Regions from separate parts of the Homo sapiens genome. Here region 2 is linked to region 1. A link is a loop called in an ENCODE intact Hi-C map of the cell type or tissue named here. Cell type or tissue: dorsolateral prefrontal cortex. All regions are shown on one strand. Each heading gives the region's core, and the rest is flanking DNA. Links, peaks and the distances in the headings are about the cores only.

What was found. A loop is a pair of places that touch in the nucleus more often than their neighbours do. Peaks named below come from ENCODE experiments on the same cell type or tissue, not always from the same donor. Only the 100,000 strongest peaks of a DNase experiment are listed, where the experiment ranks them.
Region 2: it touches region 1 in a loop (8-fold over the local background); 4 of 110 quality-filtered maps call a loop at or near these places.

What each region holds. Positions count from the first base shown.
Region 1 is chr3:42,437,576-42,441,965 of GRCh38, forward strand. No RefSeq gene overlaps it. Among named protein-coding and RNA genes, the nearest start is that of LYZL4, 29 kb to the left of the region's middle. In dorsolateral prefrontal cortex, for the core only: no CTCF peak of the experiment used is centred there; DNase peaks (open chromatin) are centred at 2,056 and 2,255; H3K27ac peaks cover 2,079 bases.
Region 2 is chr3:42,369,372-42,373,761 of GRCh38, forward strand. It overlaps a transcript of LYZL4 not described here. Among named protein-coding and RNA genes, the nearest start is that of LYZL4, 39 kb to the right of the region's middle. RefSeq lists an enhancer at 268-896. In dorsolateral prefrontal cortex, for the core only: no CTCF peak of the experiment used is centred there; a DNase peak (open chromatin) is centred at 2,600; H3K4me3 peaks cover 413 bases; H3K27ac peaks cover 3,175 bases.

The DNA.
Region 1 (4,390 bases), core at 301-4,300:
CTACACAGATGAACCTTGAAAACATGCTAAGAGAAAGAAGCTAGTCATGAAAGTCTGTATGTATGTTTCCATTTATATAAAATGTCCAGAATAGGCCAGGAGAGGTGGCTCACTGTCACCGTCACTTGCTTAAATACTGTGTTTCAAACCTCTGCCCACTCTATTCCCAGTGCTTTGGGAGGCCAAAGCGGGCAGATCACTTAAGCCCAGGAGTTCAAGACCAGCCTGGGCAACATGGCAAAACCTCATCACTACGAAAAAATGCAAAAATCAGCCAGGTGTGGGGGAAGACAGCTGTAGTCCCAGCTACTCAGGGGGCTGAGATGAAAGGATCGCTTGAGCTGAGGAAGCAGAGGTTGCAGTAAGCAGAGAAGGTGCCACTGTACTCCAGCCTGGATGACAGAGCAAAACCCTGTCTCAAAAAAAAAAAAAAAAAAAAAAAAAAAGGCCAGGTGCAGCGGCTCATGCCTGTAATCCCAGCACTTTGGGAGGCTGAGACAGGTGGATCACTTCAGGTCAGGAATTCAAGACCAGGCTGGCCAACATGTGAAACCCCATCTCTACTAAAAATACAAAAATTAGCTGGGTGTGGTGGGAGCCTGTAATCCCAGCTACTTGGGAGGCTGAGGCAGGGGAATCACCTGAACCCAGGAGGTGGAGCTTGCAGTGAGCCAAGATCGCGCCACTATACTCCAGCCTGGGCAACAAGGGCAAAACTCTGTCTCAAAAAAAAAAAAAGTCCAGAGTAGGCAAATCTATAGAGACAGAAAGTAGATTAGTTTAGTGAGCACCTAGGGATTGGGGAACTTGCTGGGGTGATGAGGAGTGACTGATAATGGTAAGGAGGTCAGTGGAGGATGAAGAAAATGTTCTAAAATTAATTGTCATGATGGTTGCACAACTCTATGACTATCCTAAAAACCACTGAATTGTATGGTATATAAATTACATACTAATTTAATTGAGAGAGAGAGAAGCAAGGTACTTCCCAGTCTTTGAGCCATGCAAGCCTGTGTTGAATACCAGCTTCGTCACTTACTGGTCCTGAGGTTTGGGGCATAGAACCTCTCTAAGGCTCTGTGTCCTTATCTATAAACTAGGGATCTACATACCTACTGTGCAGGGTTGTTGAATAAGATCATGTGTGCAAACTGCTTAATAAGTTTATTAGAGCATAGGAAAGACATTTGGCCTTAGATGCTAATAGTAATGCTAATAATAGTGGATGTGTCTTACACACCCCAGAAGGCTTTCCATTCGCCCATTCATTCAATAAATACAAGGCCCACCCTGTGTCTGACACTGCTCAAAGTGCTGGGGATACATCAGTGAACAAGTCAAAGTCTTGCTGGTATGAAACTGACACTCTAGCAGGGGGAGGAATAATTAACAAACAGGCAGATATGGCAAATACCAGATGGGGACAGAGAGCCACCTCCAGGCCTGCTCCTCAAAGCAGCTCACTTTCGTATTGTGCATATTTGGCTTTTAAATAAGGTTTTGTTTGAATCTACAATCCTCAAGGCTTAAACAATGCCTTTCAAAACCTCTGCCCACCCTATTCCCAAGAAATTGCATGCTCCACATTGGAACATACACGGTATCTCAGGCGTAACTGTTCTTTTCTAATTGATCCTAATGATGTAACTTCAAACAGGCCCCCCTCCCAAATCCTACGAAATTGAATTTTCTGTCACCTTCAGTGAAAATTATGCTTCCTAGCAAATGCAATTCCAACTAGTCATCGAGATTCGTGTCACTAATGGGGCCTCATGTCTTTCTGATTCAGTTTGAATCTTTTGAAAATGCCTTGATTAAATTTGGATCTTCCAAAAATGTCAGTGACTTTGATTCAGAAAGTGTGAATTCTCAGCAAGTTTGCCAAGTGTAGGACGCTTCTCTTCATCACACATTCACTTTCTTCAGTGACTAAGGCCTATGTCTTACACAAATGGGTACATTTTTAGCCTGATGGCTGAGGAGGAACACTCGCCAGAATTAGCTGCCCGTGTCCCTCTGTCTCGCTGGTTCACTGTGCCGTGTAGGTAACGTCATGCCCAGGTCTCCTCAGTCTCCTGAACACGTCTGCAGAGACATGTTCTAAGCTTACTGGGCAGATGCTCCATTAGGAAGAGATGCAGGGACATTGCAGCAACATCTGCCAGAAGTTGTGCTTGGCTGGAAGAAAGCACTTCTCAATTTCCAACAGTCCCTGAAGCCTCCTCTCCCTTCTCATCTCAGTCCTGATCACACGGCAGATGGATGGGCTGGGATTCTCTGCTGTGATGCATTTGGCATTGGCTGACAGAGCAGACACAATGGCAGTGCCCTCTGGGAAGCAACATAAAGAGCTGATTGTTGTATTTTCTGACAGATAATAGGGGAGAAAGATGTGAATAAACCAGGTGCACTTGTCCTTTAACAGACTGATAATGGTGACAGAAAACACCCTAGTGGCCATGGAAACAAAGAGTTGGGACAGGAATAAGAATGGAACTGTGGGGAGATTTCAACAAGTCCCTCTGTGTGTTGCTGGAAGATACTTGGAAATGTTTGCTGCATTTCCTCATGCATCCCAGTTCTTCCTCAGCCCCAACAGCAAAGACTTCCAGCAGGGAAGGGTTGATACAGCAGGGATGGGAGAAGAAGGGAGTCAAAATCTTGGCTTGGCTTTTGAATTTGGAAAGTCAACTTTGAGTTGTAAGAACCCAAAGGAAATTTACAGGTAACCTAGAAACTTCCAAGGCCTGAGATATAGATCAGGGCTAGTTTTGCCTGCTTCAGAAGAGAGGAAGTTTCTCAGGGCAGAGGTGGGGAGAGAATGATAAGGGGCAGCAAGAGAGAAAGAAAATAGGAGCTTCCCTGAAAATGGCCCTGCTCCCCAACCCACCCACCTGTCACCAATAGGGGATGAAGAATACAGCAGAGACCTCAGATGGGTGCAGAGTGGGGTGGGGGATCCTAGGGACCATGCCTAGAGCTGCCAGATAAAATGCAATGTTTGGGGCTGGGCAGGGTGGCTCACGCATGTATTCCCAGCAGTTTGGGAGGCTGAGGCAGATGGATCACTTGAGGTCAGGAGCTTGAGACCAGCCTGGCCAACATGGTGAAACGCCCCCTCTACTGAAAATACAAAAATTAGCTGGGCATTGTGGTGCATGCTTGTAATCCCAGCTACTTGGGAAGCTGAGGCAGGAGGATCGCTTGAACCTGGGAGGTGGAGGTTTCAGTTTGCCAAGATTTTGCCACTGCACTCCAGCCTGGGTGACAGAGCAAAACTCCGTCTCAAAAAAAAAAAAAAAAAAGCAATATTTGGGACATACTTACAATAAAAAACTACTTATCGTTTACCTGAAATTCAAATTTAACCGGGTGATATGTATTTTTATTTGCTAAATCTGGCATCCCGATTTGCACCTCCTTTCTAGGGGAAACCTAAAGAGCCTCCTCACCCCAGCAGGTGAGGAAGACAAAGACAAAGAAGCGATGCTGGGGAGAGAAACCATGGGGTGCCTGGCGGAGCCTGCAACAGGAGAAGGAAAAGCTCTGCCTCCGAGGAAGCATGAGACTCCACTTCTGGGTGAGGGCTTAGAAGTCGAAATGAGGAGGACGCAGTTGCCACCTGCAGGGAGCATTCCATGGGCGTCAGAGGGGTGACAGTTTCATCAGACAACACCAGTAGGGATTGATAGGGTCATGCAGACAAGATTGCACATGCATGCACACACACCATGTGCCTCCACACAAAAACAATAAAAGTCCATACTTACTGAGCACTTGCTATCCCAGGAACTGTTCACAGAACTTGATGCTTACTATTTTCTAAGTGCATTATATTCTCTTCTGTCAGCTCTTCTAATCCTTGCAACAGTCCTATGAGGTAGGCATTTTTATCTCCATTTTCCTCATGAGGGAACAGAAGCAAAGAAGTCATGTGAGTATCCCAGACTCACCTAGTTGGCAGGTGGCAAAACTGGAGTGTGAGCCCAGCAGTTTGGTTCCTGAATCTGTACCCTTAAACTTCCGTACTCTGCAATCTGTATCACTTGGGGTTGAGTGTGACCGCAAGTAACCAAAAACCCCAATTCACAGTGGCCAAAACACAGAATTTTATTTTATTTTGTTAAACAACAACAACAAAATTCCAGAGGCAGGCAGGTCAGGACTGTTGTAACAGTTCCATAAAGCTCCTTCTGGAATTCCCTCTGCGTTCACTGCAGGTGACTTTCAAACTTGTGGTCCAAGAGGGCTGCTGGAGCCTCAGCCATTATATATGTGTTCCAAGCAGCAAGAGGGAGGAAGGAGGAAAAAGAGCAGTTCTTTCCCTCTTCTGGAAAGTCACATATGCCATCTCTTAGTGACACAGTCTCATCTTGCTGCAAGAGAAGCT
Region 2 (4,390 bases), core at 174-4,173, 68 kb before region 1:
CTTTAAAGTGAAGGCTTCAGATCTCTTTGGTTCATTTCTGCTTTAGCTGCCTCTGGAACCTGAAGTGAGGCTGTCACCTAGCAACCAGGGCTCTGCTTATAGAAACAGAAGACTTGGCCCTGGCCAAGAGAGGAAAATCACCAGTTGGAATAAAAAGTTTTATGTTTGAACTAGAGAGCAGCCAAAGGTGCAGCGCCTAGCAGGATGCAGTCGCCAAGCTGTCCTCCCAGAGGAACCCCAGGCTCTCGGAGGCCCAGACACAGAGTTGGGGAGGGCTGATGGCTTCAGCATCAAACTTTGGGAGCTTTGCTCCCCATCCGGAGGGGCAATGGCAAGTGGAATGCTTTCGACTTGGATCCAGAAAAGAGGTTTTAACTCCCCTACCCCACAACCCCTGCATGATCTGATCTCTTGGGACCCTGGTCAGTTCTGGGGGGCCACAAGGCTTGAGGCTTCATGCAAGCATTTGGGGATGCAGGCTGCTCCCTTCGAGTTCAGTTTTATCACCTGGGTCTGAGCAGGAATATGTACTGGGCGTGGTGATGCATACCTGTAATCCCAGCTACTCGAGAGATAGAGGTGGGAGGACTGCTTGAGCTCAGGAATTCAAATCCAGCCTGGGTAACACAGCAAGACCCCATCTCAAACAAAACAAAACAAAGACTCCAGGGGCTCCCACGCTGTGAAGCTGGGGGATAATATTAACACTTCCAGGATGTTCTGCATCCATCATCAGATGTAAGGAAAACCTGGAGTAACTAGAGTTCTGGAGTCACTAAGATTCTGAGTAGAGGAAGGGACTCTAGCTGGCTTGCTGGACTTCAGTATACTGCAATCCCACTGGCAACACTGCCCCTATTTAGTAGTTACAGCATTTTCCCTTGAAACCCCACCCCCTTCCCACACAGACACCACCCACCCCCAACCATGGACTCCCACCTCCTTATTTTTCCTTCTCTTTCTCCAGGACATGCCCTGGCCAAGGGAATATTACTGAGCCTGATCAGAACACAGGCCTTAAATATTCTTCTGTGGTTTGGCTTGCTCTTCTGCCCTCTGTTATGAAAATAAAAGTCCCAGGTAGCCCCTGGTCCAGGGAGAACAAAGAGATACGTATTACAGACCTAAACTCAGCTGTGGCCTGAAGTAGAGTCATGCCAGCCAATCTCCAGGCCAATGAAAAAGAAAAATGAAATGTTTGTTGTTGTGAACCACTAAGATTTGGGGACTATTTGTTAGGCAGCTTTATTGCAGCAATACCTAACTAATACACTGCTCATTACTCACTACCACTATTTCCTTCTACATGTCCCGATACTTGTATCTTCTGAGGCCCACTTAGTCAGCTTTTCTTTCAAATCTTCAGGCTTTACTACATTCTTCTAATAAATTCCTCTCTTTGCTAAAGTTAGTGGGAATGGATTTCTGTTGCTTGCAACTCAGAATGCTGACTGGTAGAGTTCGTCTACTAAATCTCCTCTCCAGAATTGACTATGCCTCCATCTGAATTCAGAACCTTCCTCATACGATCTGAATGGTCATTTCCAGCCTTTTCCCCATCTCCTTTTGTCTTTAGGGAGCCTCGGCTGCATCCAACCGAAACAACCTGTGTCCTGAACAGGTTTCCCTGTTTCCTCCCTGGAGGACTTTGCACACATTTGGTCTGGTGGCAGCATTCTCTCTATCTTCAACTGCTGAGTCCTGTGAATCTTCTAAACATCACCTCTTCGAGGAAGTCCTTCCTGATTCTCCCCTGGAACTCCCATCTCCCCTCTGTAATACTGGATGCACTTGCCCTAGTTGTCCTAGTCTGGATGGTGCCTATCTTTCTCTAAAGAGCTGCTGTGGTTTATTGCCTTACTAGAGGAGAATTTATGGAGACCAGCACTCAGGGGTGGCAGAGAAATCCCAAATCTTTTTCAATGTCACTCATCCCCATTAATCACTTTCCAGTGGGATTTCCTGACACTTGAAATCAAGGGTCCTGTGTTGTCTACTTTTGCATTCATATGCCAAGCTCAGGGCCTGGAACAAGGGTGTACTCTAAAGGGTTATTTGAATGCAGGAATGAACAAATGCCCATCTTTTCTAGAATCTGAGTACATAATAGAAATATATTCCTGGCCAATCACGTGGTTCTTTTGATCTGGATGAAACATAGCCATGATTTTTTCACCTTGTCCAAAGATGAAGTTGGGTCTTGGACAACTGCCAAGACCTGGGTGTCAACCACAGACCAAATATTATTGAGAAACATCCAAATGAAGCACCCAACACTTAAAATTCACTCAGTTCTTAATGTTACAGTTGATGGGACCACAATGGCCTATGCTTGCAGGCTCAGTACATATAATCCATGAAACTGAGGTTTGGTGTAGGGAAGCAGGAATCTGAAACCCATGCAGACAATAAAGGGAAGGATGGGAACTGGACTCCAGACTTCCAAATTGTCAGTTCTCTATTCCTTACAAGTAGTAGAAGTTTCCATGGCAAAACAGACTAGAGAGCCTCCAAGCTGGGTTTTTCCATTGGGTCTTCCTACACAGCCTGTTAATAGGGCGGGCATCACCGTTCCTGTGCCAACCTCCACAGTCACAAAGGCTGCTATTCTGTGGCCAGGAGGATTCTTAAAATAATAGTGCTGCCTGCCTCTGTGGGCTGGAGCCAGCTGTCTCAGCACAATTGGTTCCTGAACTACAATTTCCTACTTCTGGTGATAATTGGTGTCATAGTAACTGGTCAGCCACGTCCATTTCTGTCCTGGTAGCCAGGGCTTGGTCAGGCAGGGGAGAGACCCAGAGTGAAAAGAATCAGGTGAGCATCATGTGATGGGATAGGAAAGACTTTTGGAACCAGAAAGATTCGAATTCAAATCCTAACTCTGCCACTTGCTGGTTCTGTGGGCTCCATTTTCTCATTTGTCAGGTGCGAGTGATCACTGCACCTGCCTCAAAGAGTTGATGTGAGATGAATACTGTGTCTGACATATAGTGATGGTTAGTGAATACTGTGTTACTGCATAAAATAAGAAAGAGGGCTGCCAGAGGCAGACCCTGAGACAAGGAGTTGATTTGGAGGTGATTCTGGGAAACACCAGTATGACAGTGGGGAAGTGAGTTACAGAAAGGAAGACAGTGATGCAGCAGGCTTTAATGTGTAGGTTACCCTGAGAACAGTGAGAGTTCAGTCCCACTGGGCACCTTTAAGAGTCAGGGTGGAGCATGCCTCAGCATTGTCCCCCCCAGCAAAGGGTGAGGAAGTTGAGGTATTTATCCACCCCAACTCCCACCCACCAGTGGTCATGGCTGCTGGGGAGTGGGGCTTAACTTTCCAGCACAACTTGCTCTTTGCAACAGCTTAATGGGCTTAAGAAGCCTGAGAAAGCCTGCTTTGGGCAGCAAGTTGCAGCTGCTGGCAATTGACATATGGGGTCCATGTGCATGGGAAAGATCACTGTGGGGCACCCACAGCATGTATTACAAGGGTCCAAAGCTCATCAGGAGAAACCAGGGCTGTCATACTATGTCTGAACTGGGCTAGAATTAGGATGCATGGCTGGGTGTGGTGGCTCATGCCTGTAATCCCAGCATTTTGGGAGGCTGAGGAGGGCAGATCCCTTGAGGTCAGGAGTTTGAGACCAGCCTGGCCAACATGGTGAGACCTTGTCTCCACAAAAACCAAAAAAAAATTTTAGCAGGGCATGGTGGCGAGTGCCTGTAGTCCCAGCTACTCGGGAGGCTGAGGTAGGAGAATTGCTTGAACCCTGGAGGCAGAGGTTGCAGTGAGCTGAGATTGCACCACTGCACTCCAGCCTGAGGGACAAGCAAAACTCTGTCTCAAAATAAAAACAAAAAAAGAGTTAGGATGCAAAACCTAAAAGCTTGGAGCTGGTGCGGAGAGCCTGGGGAGGTGGAAACTGAGTCAGGAATGAGGTGAGGGTCCTGGACATTTGTCATCAGCTGCCTTGGAAGCCCCAAACCCTATATTCCTGGGTGCCAGCCACATTTGTAGCAGATCAGCTTTCTCTCTATTGGGATGACCTAGGGCAACATGGGACTGTGTTGAGAGAATTTCTTACTCTTTCCAAAACACAAGGGTTACTATTTCACACACACACCCTTACCCAGCTCTTAGTACAAGCTGTTTAGCTTTAGCCATAGCATGGGCGTGGGGGAGGGTGTGCATGTGTGTGTGCAGGTCCTTGGGGGAGAACCTTAAGAACGACCACTTTTCTCATTGCCGGCAATGACTACAGATTGGGCTAAGCTGAATAGCACACTAAGACATGCACAATCAGGAAGGGATGAAGAATGGAATTAAGAAGCCCTGTGCATCAGAAAGTGGCTGAATTCTGTGTGAATCCTCCCAAAGCACACCTTCCCTTAAAGGT